2 separate regions of the Homo sapiens genome follow, and region 1 is linked to region 2. The links are chromatin contacts, found by Hi-C in ENCODE. All regions are on one chromosome and are shown on one strand. The core of a region is the stretch at or near the end of the contact, and the rest is flanking DNA. Distances in the headings are between cores, read along the strand shown. Region 1 has its middle 19 kb from the start of MIR4329. Region 2 holds the start of LHFPL1 (LHFPL tetraspan subfamily member 1).

The links. A loop is a pair of places that touch in the nucleus more often than their neighbours do. Pooled maps may share reads with other maps.
Region 1: a map with no recorded cell type shows a loop between it and region 2 (6-fold over the local background). The contact joins the enhancer-like site here to the promoter of LHFPL1 in region 2. A Hi-C loop is called at or near these places in 16 of 37 single-sample maps with no recorded cell type and 6 of 50 pooled maps.

The regions. Positions count from the first base shown.
Region 1 is chrX:112,758,464-112,764,154 of GRCh38, forward strand. No RefSeq gene overlaps it. Among named protein-coding and RNA genes, the nearest start is that of MIR4329, 19 kb to the right of the region's middle. Within about 2 kb of position 3,213, at least 3 of the 41 ENCODE cell types and tissues checked have a DNase peak (open chromatin) inside an H3K27ac peak, as active enhancers do.
Region 2 is chrX:112,678,375-112,684,266 of GRCh38, forward strand. LHFPL1 (LHFPL tetraspan subfamily member 1) reads right to left here and starts at 1,564. Exons shown (of 4, transcript NM_178175.4): 1 at 1,455-1,564.

The DNA of each region.
Region 1 (5,691 bases), core at 1,963-4,462, 82 kb after region 2:
CTGCCTACCTGCCCTGCTTCAGCTTTAAACATTTTTCAAATACATTCTGTCCCAGTCATTCTGAGAATCTTGCAGTCCCAACTCCAAACATACCATGCTACTTCTGAATTTCATGCCTTTGCCTGGAATGCCCTTCGTCATAATCCCCCTCCCACACAAATCCTATACTACGTCTTCTCGGAGCTTTGCTAGGTGACAAGCTAGCCAACACCTGATAGACACTCATATTGAGATGTGTGATAATGGCTTCTTTTGGACATATGAAGGAATAATAATAGTAATAGCCAATATTTATATAGTGATTACCGTGTGGCAGGCATTCTTTATTTACTTTCTTATATTAATCCATTTAATCCTCATGACAGCTCTGTGAGATAGATACTGTTATCATCCTCATTTTCTCGATGAGGACACTGTATCATGGTCACACAGCTTGTAAGTGGTAGAGCAGGTACAATTCTAGGCATTCTGGCTCTGGAGTGTGCGTGTTTTTAATCACTGCCCTCTTGCCATCACATTGCCTTAATTGTGTCACTAGTTTCTGGAAGGCAATATGATATAGCAGTTGAGTGTGGGCTCTTCAGACAGAACTTGTTTCAAATCAAATCTTTGCCACTTACCAGCTGTGTGACCTTGAGCAACTGAATTAACCTCTCTGATTCTCAGCTTCCTCCTTCTAAAATGGGGATATTTGTTGTAAAAATTAAATGAGATAAGCAATATATTTAAGTGCTTAAAACAGTACCTGGCACATATTAAGTATTTCACAAATGCTACCATTGTTGGTTGTTACAGTGATTAAGAGCAATGATTCTCTAATGGTGGGGATTTCAGACATCAAGGAGAAGGGACTGTAGCAAAGCGATTAAGAACAGGATTTTGAATCTTAGCTCTGCCTCTTAATAAATGAGTTAATCTCTCTGCATCAAAATTTCTTCATCTGTAAAATGAGGAAAGCAGTATTTCTTTCTTAGCATTATTTTGAGGATGAAATGAGTTAATAGATGTAAGACACATAGAGCAAACCAGGTATTTAGTAAATACAGTAATCTCCCCTTATTAAGCACTTTTGTTTTCCGTGATTTCAGTTATCCATGGTCAACTGCTGCCCAAAAATATTGAATGGAAAATTCCAGAAATAAACAATTCACAAGTTTTAAATTGCCTGCCATTCTGAGTGGCATGATTAAATACCTCACCATCCTGCTTTATCCTGCCCAGGACATGAATCATCCCTTTGTCCATGTAGATGTCAGCCACCTGTTAATCATTTAGTGGCTGTCTCGGTGATCATATCAACTGCCATGGTATTGCAATGTTTAAGTCACCCTTGTTTTTCTTCATAATAATCCCAAACGGCAAGAGTGATGATGCTGGCATATCATTTTAATTGTTCTATGTTATTATTAGTTATTGTTGTTAATCTCTTACTTTGCCTAATTTATAACTTTACCATAGGGATGTATGTATGGGAAGAAAACATAGTATATGTAGGCTACAATACTATCTGTGGTTTCAGGCGTTCACTGGGGTCCTTGGAATGTGTCCCCCTCATATAAGGGGGGACTACTGTACTACATAACTGTTGGTTTATAATAACAAATAGATTTCTTTGAAGCCTTTGCCTCTTTTGCCCATATATGGTTCACCCTAAATGCAACTTTGTTTTGGTAACATCTGTGCCAGACTGCTGCTGCTGCTTTTTTTTTGTTTGTTTAATCATTAGCACCCTTAAAGGCAGAGACTTGACTTTCTCATTATAATCCCATAGCCAGCACAGTCTCTGGTACATGGTTTGATGAATGAATGAATGGGTCTGTATGGAAATATGAATACATAAACAAAAGAATGAAAAATTGGGCTGAAGTTCTGTGGCTGGTATAACATCTACGGATGGGACCAATTTTTTTAAAACAAACAGTAGAATGGAAAGCTCCCTTCTGCCCACTGTGGGGACTTATTAAATATTTAATAAATGTCCCTTAAATAGCAACATTCAGATGGCATATTCCATTTCATTTAACTCGAAATGCTACTTCGTTTTTCTTCATCTGAAAGCAAGCATGACAGATCATTTATTTTGCCTTACATATCAAGCATCTGCCTGAAACAGCTGCTTCTCTTCAAAACCTGGCAGCCTGAGGGTCTGAAACTGATCTAACTAAAGAAAGGTGATGTGGATTTTTGCACTACTCTGTCCACCTCTTCTTTATGGAGACTCTTGAAAACAGAGAAGGCTTTTCAATCCTGACTGTGTATCAGAGTAATGTGGGAAGTTTATTAAATATGCAGATACTCAGATCCCATGCCAGACCAACTTAATCATATCCTCTGGGAATGGAGGCCCAGGAATTTGTATTTTTAGATACTGCCCAAATGAATTTTAAGCAGTGCTTTAAAGAAAGTCAAGGTTGGCCAGCAGATGTCACTGAATCTTTCCTAGCCTATACCACCCACCTGTCCTGTTGTCCTAAACTTTACTCATTTACTTGAAAACGATGACTATAGAAAGTAGTTCTGACTGTATTCTTAGAGGCATCCGTAGCTCAGGTCACATGGACCATAAGAAAGAACAAGTGCTCTGTCATACATAGCATCTGGAAACTAAATGTTTTCCTAGGCAGGTTGGTGAAGCAAGGACAGCAGGCAGTTTTGCCTGTGCAGGAAGCAGCCCCCAAGCCTGTGGTTTTTCGTTCTGTCCCCATGCATTGACCTGTAAGGTGATGTAGTCTGAAGAAGCCCCTGTTCCTCTGCATCCCTGGAAATAAATCTGCTCAATGGAGCACAGAATCAAAAACAGCAATAGCAATAATTTACAAATAAAGAAAAGTATATTTTAATTTTTAAATTGACTTCAATTTCTATTTATACTTCCAGTTCTAGAGAAGCAGGGGGAGAAACGTACCAGAGGAAGGTGCAGAAATAATCCCATCTGCTACAGAAGGCCTCCACAGAACTTGACCACTAAAAAAAGAAACAGACTGTTCCTTGCTTCAGCGACTCAGCTTCTCATGGTTCAACCTAGCCAGCTTTACCACAGAAGGATTCGGCAATTTGCTCAGAAATATGGCTTTAGTTTAAAACACAAATGACCCCCTGCTAAAAAAACAGTTGTGGATTCCACCAGCCCAACACTGAATTTCATCTATCCTTGTCTGGGGATACAGGCGCCAATTGTTCACATACCACACACTACTCCTCCCTGTGTTTAGGGGCTGCAGATCAGGCTGGGGTTTCTGTTCCTCTTGATTTGTAGCCACTTCCTCCATGGCTCCTGTGTGCAAGTCTGCATGTACCTTAAGTGTGATGGGATGTTTCTTAGCTCAGGACTCCGTAACAAATACCATAGACCAGCATACTTGTATCGACTGGATGGCTTAAATAACAAAGATTTATTTTCTCACACTTCTGGAGGCTGGAAAGTCCAAGATCAAAGTCTGTCAGGCAAGGTCAGTCTTCTCACTGTGTCCTCACATGGTCTTTCCTCAGTGCATGCTCATGGGAGGAGAAAGAAACAGAAAAGCAGTGGGAAGAGAAAGAGATAGAGAGTGCTCTCTTCCTCTTCTTAAAAGGCTGCCAACCTTATTGGATTAGGGCCCTACCTTTATGACCTCACTTAACGTTATTACCTCTTAAAAGCCCTATCTACAAATGCAGTCACATTGGGAGTTAGGGCTTCAATATATGGATTTGGGTGGGAGTGGACACAATTCAGTTCATAGCAGGAAGTATCAAGTAGGTTCACTGTGTACCAGTTACCAACTTGTCTGAGTCTGCTGAAATAGAATACCCACACATGCAACGAGTTACATGAAGCAGATTTATTACTTACAGGTAGGCAGCAAGAGACAACAGATGCCTAGAATTCATTATGAACTGGTCCCCCAAGGCTCAGAAAGCTGCCTGGGGTGGATGGAGTCTTGACTGAGTATGCCCCCACTTTCACTGTAGATGAGAGACCCCAGAAAGCAACCCACCCTGGGTTTTACACCTAGAGTCACAGGACTCACTGGGCTAAAGCATCCCTGTTTTTTGGGGTAGGGAGGTGCTGAAACAGTCTGGGCTGCTTCAGCCAGCTCCCCACTTATCTCAGGATGTTGCATTCCCAGCACATTCTAGTCTTTCTGGAGAACTATGAGCAAGAAAAGGGGAAGAAATGATTAGATCTAAAACTATTCAGAAAATAGTCCTGCAGGAAGTCAGTGTAAAAACAATGAAAACGGACACTTAGGCCAGCCTGCAAGCAATTTCTGGAGAGGTCCAACCAAGAAAGAGAAGCACATATCAGACAAGGGAAAGAGTTACCAGCCAACACGCCAGTCAGTCTGCACTCTGCAACCCTCACCTCCCACTTCTACACTCAACCAGTTGCCATCCCCAGTGGATGGATGTGTACCTCTGCCAAGGGGTGTCGCTTTAGCCCACATTTCAACAGGTACCCCAGGAAGTAGATTGATGCTCTCTAGGGCTCAATTATCTTCCTTCCAAAAAGAAGGAGAAGGAGAAGTTGGATGATTTGGGTACCAATTATCAGCATGATAAGTAAGAAAAAATGAGTATTAGCTAGGTATCACAAGAGCAGATAAATGATCATAATTTCATTTGTAGAGTATGGTTTACTTTGACTAAGTATATTCTGGCACATTACATCACTTGGTCCTCAAAGTAAACCAGGAGTTATTATTCTCATTTATCAGATGAGGAAACAGATGCCAAGGAGCTATGACAGTGTCCAAAGTCACAAATCCTGTTACTGTTGAAGTCAATGCTGAAGTCTTAAAGAATGTCAGCAATCATCAACAAAGTAACAGGGCCACACTGGCCCCTTGAGCATCAGAAGTGCTGTATGTACACAGCACCACACAATTTAGCACTGGTTTCCTCCAATTACTTTGTTTGCATTTATTTGGTTTCTATGAACTGGAAGTTTCTCAAAATCAGGGGCCCAGGCTTATGTATTATCGTATTGCCCGTAAGGCTTACTATAGGACTGCACTAAGGTGATGAACTTTTGGCTGGGCACAGTGGCTCACGCCTGTAATCCCAGCACTTTGGGAGGCCGAAGCGGGCGGATCACGAGGTCAGGAGATCGAGACCATCCTGGCTAACACGGTGAAACCCCGTCTCTACTAAAAATACAAAATATTAGCTGGGTGTGGTGGCGGGCGCCTGTAGTCCCAGCTACTCGGGAGGCTGAGGCAGGAGAATGGCGTGAACCTGGAAGGCAGAGCTTGCAGTGAGCCGAGATCGTGCCACTGCACTCCAGCCTGGGCAACAGAGCGAGACTCCGTCTCAAAAAAAAAAAAAAAAAAAGATGATGAACTTTCTGAAAATACTTCTTTCTTTCTTTATTCCTTTTTAGAGACAGGGTCTGGCTATGTTGCCTAGGCTGATCTCGAACTCCCAGACTCAAGTGATCCTTCTGCCTTGGTATCTCAAAGTGTTGGGTTTACAGGGGTGAGCCACCATCGTTGGCCCAATACCTAATGTTGATAATAACACTCTACAATTTGCAAAGGGCCTTCACATATTCGATCTTTGTGGAAACGACAAGAATAGCATGTTTAAAAATGTCACTTCGTTTACCAATCCTCATGATGCTTATTTTAATCCTATTTTAGTGTAGTCATTTTATAAAACATTTACTGAGAACTTACCATTATTTTTATTATTAATAACTAACACTCATTG
Region 2 (5,892 bases), core at 314-2,813:
CATCATCTTCAGTGATAAGCTGGTTGGCTACGAGTTCTATCTCACACTCTCAGCTGGTTAGAAACTACCCCTATCAAGATCCCTGGCAAGACATTGTTAAGCCCTAAACCCCAGCCCTGTTATTGTTGCCCATTAGTCTCTCCACTCCATTGTATAAGCTGGGAATAAAATGTCACCACAGCTGACCACTTCTATTGAGTGAATCTGGCCCATATGGGAAGAAGATGGGCTGATTGCTTTTCCAATCACTTCAGAGAAGTTGAGAGGCAGCATGGTATATCAAGAATGTTTGTCTCAACAGAATCACTTTCAATGCTTGTTCAGAATCACTTTCAATGCTTGTTCAAAATGCAGACTATGTCACCCCCTCCTTGATTCACTGAATTCGAATTTATGGGAATTCATATTGTTAAAAATCCTCAATTTATTCTAATGGGAACTAATGATTGAGGAATACTGTTTTAGTGGAAAAGTCACAATTTTGGAATCAGATCAGAGACAGAGTCCTGAGGTCTGCCCCTTACAGGCTATATGCACATAAAAAGATCACTTAAAACCTCTGAGTTTTGGTTTCATTTATAAAATGGAAATGATTAAGCATAAAATTCAAGTGAAACATCTGCACTATACCTAACACCAGAGTAGGTATCAATTCTCTCCCTTTCTACCAGAAAAGACCCTATTCTCTCATAAGTAATGGAAAAGACTTGAAACCACCTAAGATTTAGAACATCTCTCCTTTCCCCTTTCTCTCCCCACAACCACTCCATGGGTGATTTTTCCTCACCCCTAGGCTTCATTCTATTTTCAGTTCCCCACCACAAAATGAAACCACTTGGCCAAGTGTTCTTTGCAAGAATGGATTTATAGTTTAAGTATTTCAGGTTCTTCTGGAAATTGTCATGCCTTGGCACATAGTAGGAACTCATAAATATTTACCAAATGGATGCATTCTTTTATTTCCAGCCTGAGAGGCCTCAATATTTGCATTTCAGTTTAACTTCATTACCCCATTTCCGTCGCATAACCCCTTAGATTTAGGCAAATCCAGGAGATCAACCTACCACATTAGCAAACCGGATCCATTTTTACTTGTATAGACAGGTCATAACAAAATCACTCTCTCCACTCCCAGAAACAGGCACTTCATCTCCTCAGGTTACCAACTCCCCTGGGGAAACCAACTAGCACTTAACCCTTAGGTCCTCAAATCTTGTCAATATGAAATAGGAATCCAGCCCTGATTCATCTTAGCCTCTGTGCAAACAACGGACTATGAAGAAATAAAAAAGCACCAGGCTGCCCTCGGGTAGAAAACGGCTTCTCTGAGCTTTGAGATGAAAGGACAGGAAACCTGAGAAAGGAAGGGGAGAAGGGGGGGCTGAGCAAGGGGAGAGCAAAGCAGTTTCTTATCCAGCTGTTTGAATTGCATTTGGCCCAAGTTGCATATTTACCTTCTGACCACGAAGGCTGACTGACTTGTTCCCTCTCTTCAGGCTCAGATCTCAGAAACAACTTCTCCTTACAGCTTGTTAGACAAGGATGGGAATACTAGCTGCCCTTTGCAGTGATGCCTGAAAACCTTGCTTTACCTTTGGGAGAAAGGGGCGGAGTCCAACCTAATGGGGATTAACTCCAAACACGCTGGAGGCTTCAAACCCAGCCTCAGACATACAGGCACTTGAAATAGAAAGTAGCTTAGTGGGCACAGAGTCCCCAAACCTCCAACCTCACAGCGGACAAAGCAGCTCTGTGTGTGTGTGTGTGTGTGTGCGCGCGCGCGCGCGCGCGCGCGTGTGTGTGTATGTGTGTCCGCGCGAGCGCGCGCGCATGCGCGCAGGCATGCCCGCGCTTGAACTGCGTTATCTTACTTCCTCACTTGCTGCCCAAAAGCCTGCTGAGGAACAGAGATTTTCTCTAATTTTCCTCCAATGCCCTAGATAATCTCTACCATGGTAGGTAGCAGACCCATGTGGCTAGAAGTGACTGAGAGAACACATGCCTAAATAGAATAAGACAGAACAACCTCTTCTCCCCAAACTGATTTCCATTGCCTGATGGGGAAGATGCTCCAGCAGAGCAATCTTTGGCTCCAAGATGTAATGAGCTTACATTTCAGAATTTGTGGAAATCATACATTGAAAGGAATAACTAATATATTTTTATAGTAATAATACAATCAAAAGTCAGTGTTTAATTTATCCCAGTGCACTAATAACTGCTACTCTGCTTGGGAAAAGAGCTGAGTGGTCTGGAGATGAATGGAGCTTTGCCTGATGTTCTACTCCAACCCGATGTCATATTTCCCACCTGTGAATGTCCCTGACACTTCATATTTGGGGAAACTTATTATCTTCTACCTAGTATCATTATTATTATTATTATTTTCGTACATGTCTCTTTTCCCCTCCTAGATGGCCTGTGAATGGGGAACTTTGCTGAACAAATCCAAATGATTTAGAAGGAAGAATGGTTACATTAACAGAGCACACTGGACTGATCCAAAGTATCCATGCTTCTCTGATGGCCCAGTTCCCTCACCAGAATGCTACAAAGGTGATTAGGCCTATTTTCTAGCATGTTGTGGCAATAATTCAAAATATGACCGTAAATTAACATATTAATTGTACCGTGATTATTTAATGAACTTACAAAGTTTCTCCTGCCTTCTGTGTATACCACCTGTGTCCTGCCTTTTATCAGTGATATGATCCTATATTCATGCATGTATTTGTCTATCTAGCAACTTTCCATCAGCAATTTTTACCGTTTTGTTCTACAACACAGTGATAAATCCATTCCCATCTGTAATCATGGCTTACTGAGGCCATCATGTTTCTGGGGGAAGCACAGATGACTCCTTAGGTGGAATGTTAGACTTTTGGCAGTGTAAGCCCCCCAACTAAGTTTTATAACCTCCCAGCTGTCATTCCCTTAAGAACCATTGCTTCAGACATAGGATTATGTAAAAAGAAATGTTAGGCCCTCCTTCATTAAATATAGGTTAATATTAACTGACACGTAGTAACTGTGTGAGATACGGCTGAAAATGTTGACATATAAAAAATAGATGATCCCCACTCTATGCACAGCAGTAAATATTGCCCTTTGCTTAGTGACTACACCTGTCATTTGGGGAACCTATCATTATTTGAAACTCTAAGAAGAATACCATTTTACTTTCCTCTTTTATCCTCTTTTCTCTATAGACACTTAAGTGTATAATAAATAATAATCTAATTTATTGGACAAAATTTTATTTCCTGTTCTTAACAGTTGAACGCTCTCTCAGAAAAAAATTGCTTGCATCTTGTGGCTCTTGATATGTTTTCAATTAAAAATGCTCTTCAGCCTTGCTTTCGTAAGATTATGTGGAAAGGCTTGAGAAAGGAACACTTCTTGTAATGTATTTAGGGGACAGGATGGTGCTAAAATGGGTATTGGAAAGGAAACTAGGGAATACCTAAATCCTGCCTTCAATCAGTCTGGAATAAGAGATTCTGCAAGGGTAAGATATGGGTAACAGGTGATTCTGATATATACCCCCATCCCCATCCTTCATTTGCCAAACACTGTTGTATACAATAGCATTTCCCAAATGAGATGAACACCCCCACAGCATTTTGCAGTCTAGACAAGGGGTCAGCAAGCCGGAGACTGTGCATGCCAAATCCAGTAGGCTGTCTGTTTTTGTAAAGTTTTATTGGCACACTCCCACTGTTTATTCACTTATGTATCATCTATGGCTGCTTTCATGCTACACTTGCAGAGTTGAGTAGTTGTGACAGAGATCTTATGGTCCACAAAGCCTAAAAATATTTACTAAGTGACTCTTTACGGAGAAAAGATGTTGACCCCTGGTTAAACACACATCAGTATATTATAGTAGAGACATTGTGTTGATTACGAGGAGAAAGAGGTTGGAAAGGAAGGGAAAATTGTGAAATAAAAATAAATGCTGCTTGCTGTCAGCTTTGTTAAGGTGCCAGTTAACCCACACTAGTTAAAATCTATTCCCTGTGAGTTAGCAACACACAGGAATTCAGCTAAGCCAAACATTTGGTAGTTTTATGAAAATATATTTTTCTGTTAATTATCCTTTGAACCTCTGTTGATGTTGTTTTCCAACATATTTTAAGTTATTTTTTCCTCTTTTGTCAGAGCGTCTTCTTCTCTTATTAGTATGTTCTGTTCTAGTCTTCCAAGACAGAAGCATTTATTTTGTAAAAAAAATCATTTCTAGAATCCCATTGCCCTTGAACTTCGGGAAATTTGTATATATGTGTTTGCAAATTTAAAACCATGTGAACTCCATGACCTGTCACCAATACAGATTGGATATGGAAGGTACTCCTTGCCTAAACTATAGTTTCAGTTATAGATTGAAAACCTAGAGATGAAACTTATATTTCTTTAGTATATAAAAATGAGAACCAATAACTCTTTTGTTGAGTTTCCTTTTTGACCTCGAAGGATGAACTGATAGTGTTAAGCAGTGATGTGGTGTGTTGGTAAACATTTAGTAACTGGCTTCAGGAGGTGGGAGGTGGAGGGCTGCAAAAGAGCCCTGATTTGTGGCATCTGCTGATTGCCATAGTATAAATACTCCCATCACAGCCAATTTCAAGCTACCAGCTTGACATCAGTAAAAGTAGAATTGGGAAGAGATACACACAATCGATTCTTAGAAGCTGCTACAAGCCAGCTTCAGCATACCACTGGAACTCGGATTCAAGAAGTTACTTCTATCTTGGTCTGTGTAGATTTATAAGCTACACACAATATTAACAAAAATGGGATTGCTGTTATAGTTGTTTCATATGTTACACATAGGCTTCTCTCCACTACACAATATGTTTCAAAATATATTTTAAAATGCATTTCAAAAATATTTTGCTGCACCAACTTTTAAGCTTTTGCAGTGCAATTTGTGTATTATTCAGAAGTAAACCAAAAATAAATTTGCTCATGGATCTTGCTGCCTGCTTTAACAGCTTTTGAGGGAGGATTTTTATTATATTTATAGTAGATGAAAATAAAACAGATTGCAAATCCTTTTTTTAACTAAAATCATGTACCAAATTTTGGGTCCAAATTGAATAGGGTAAGTTAAACTAAATTGCATTATATTCACACTACTATGAGTATCTTTCTGTAAGCATATTTATGTTTAAGTAAACTTTAAAAAAACAGATTTAGGAAGATAGAGAGTAGATTGATGATTACCAGAGGCCTCGGAAACCAGCGGGGAAGGAGGATGAGTACAGGTTGGCCAATGGGTATAAATATACAGTTAGAATAAGACCTAGTGTGTGATAGATCAGTATGGTGACTATAGTTAACATTAATCTATTGTACACTTCCAAATAGCTAGCAGAGAATAATTCAAATGTTCCTAAGATAAAGAAAAGAGAATTATTTAAGGCAATAGATGTTCCAATTACCCTGATTTAATCTTTACACATTATATGAATGTATCAAATTATCATTTGTGCTCTGAAAATATGTACATGTATTATGTACCAATACAAACAGATTTAGTGGCCAGGCGCGGTAGCTCATGCTTGTAATTCCAGCACTTGGGGAGGCCGAGGCAGGTGGATCACTTGAGGTCAGGAGTTTGAGACTAGTTTAGCCAACATGTTGAAACCCCATCTCTACTAAAAGTACAAAAATTGGCTGGGCATGCTGGTGGGCACCTGCAATCCCAGCTACTCGGGAGGCTGAGGAAGGAGAATCATTTGAACCTGGGAGGTGGAGGTTGCAGTGAGCCGAGATCACATCACTGCACTCCAGCCTGGGCGACAGAGTGAGATTCCATCTCAAAATAAATAATTAAATAAATGAAAACAGATTTAGTGAAAATTTCCATCAAGATGTTAATACAAAACT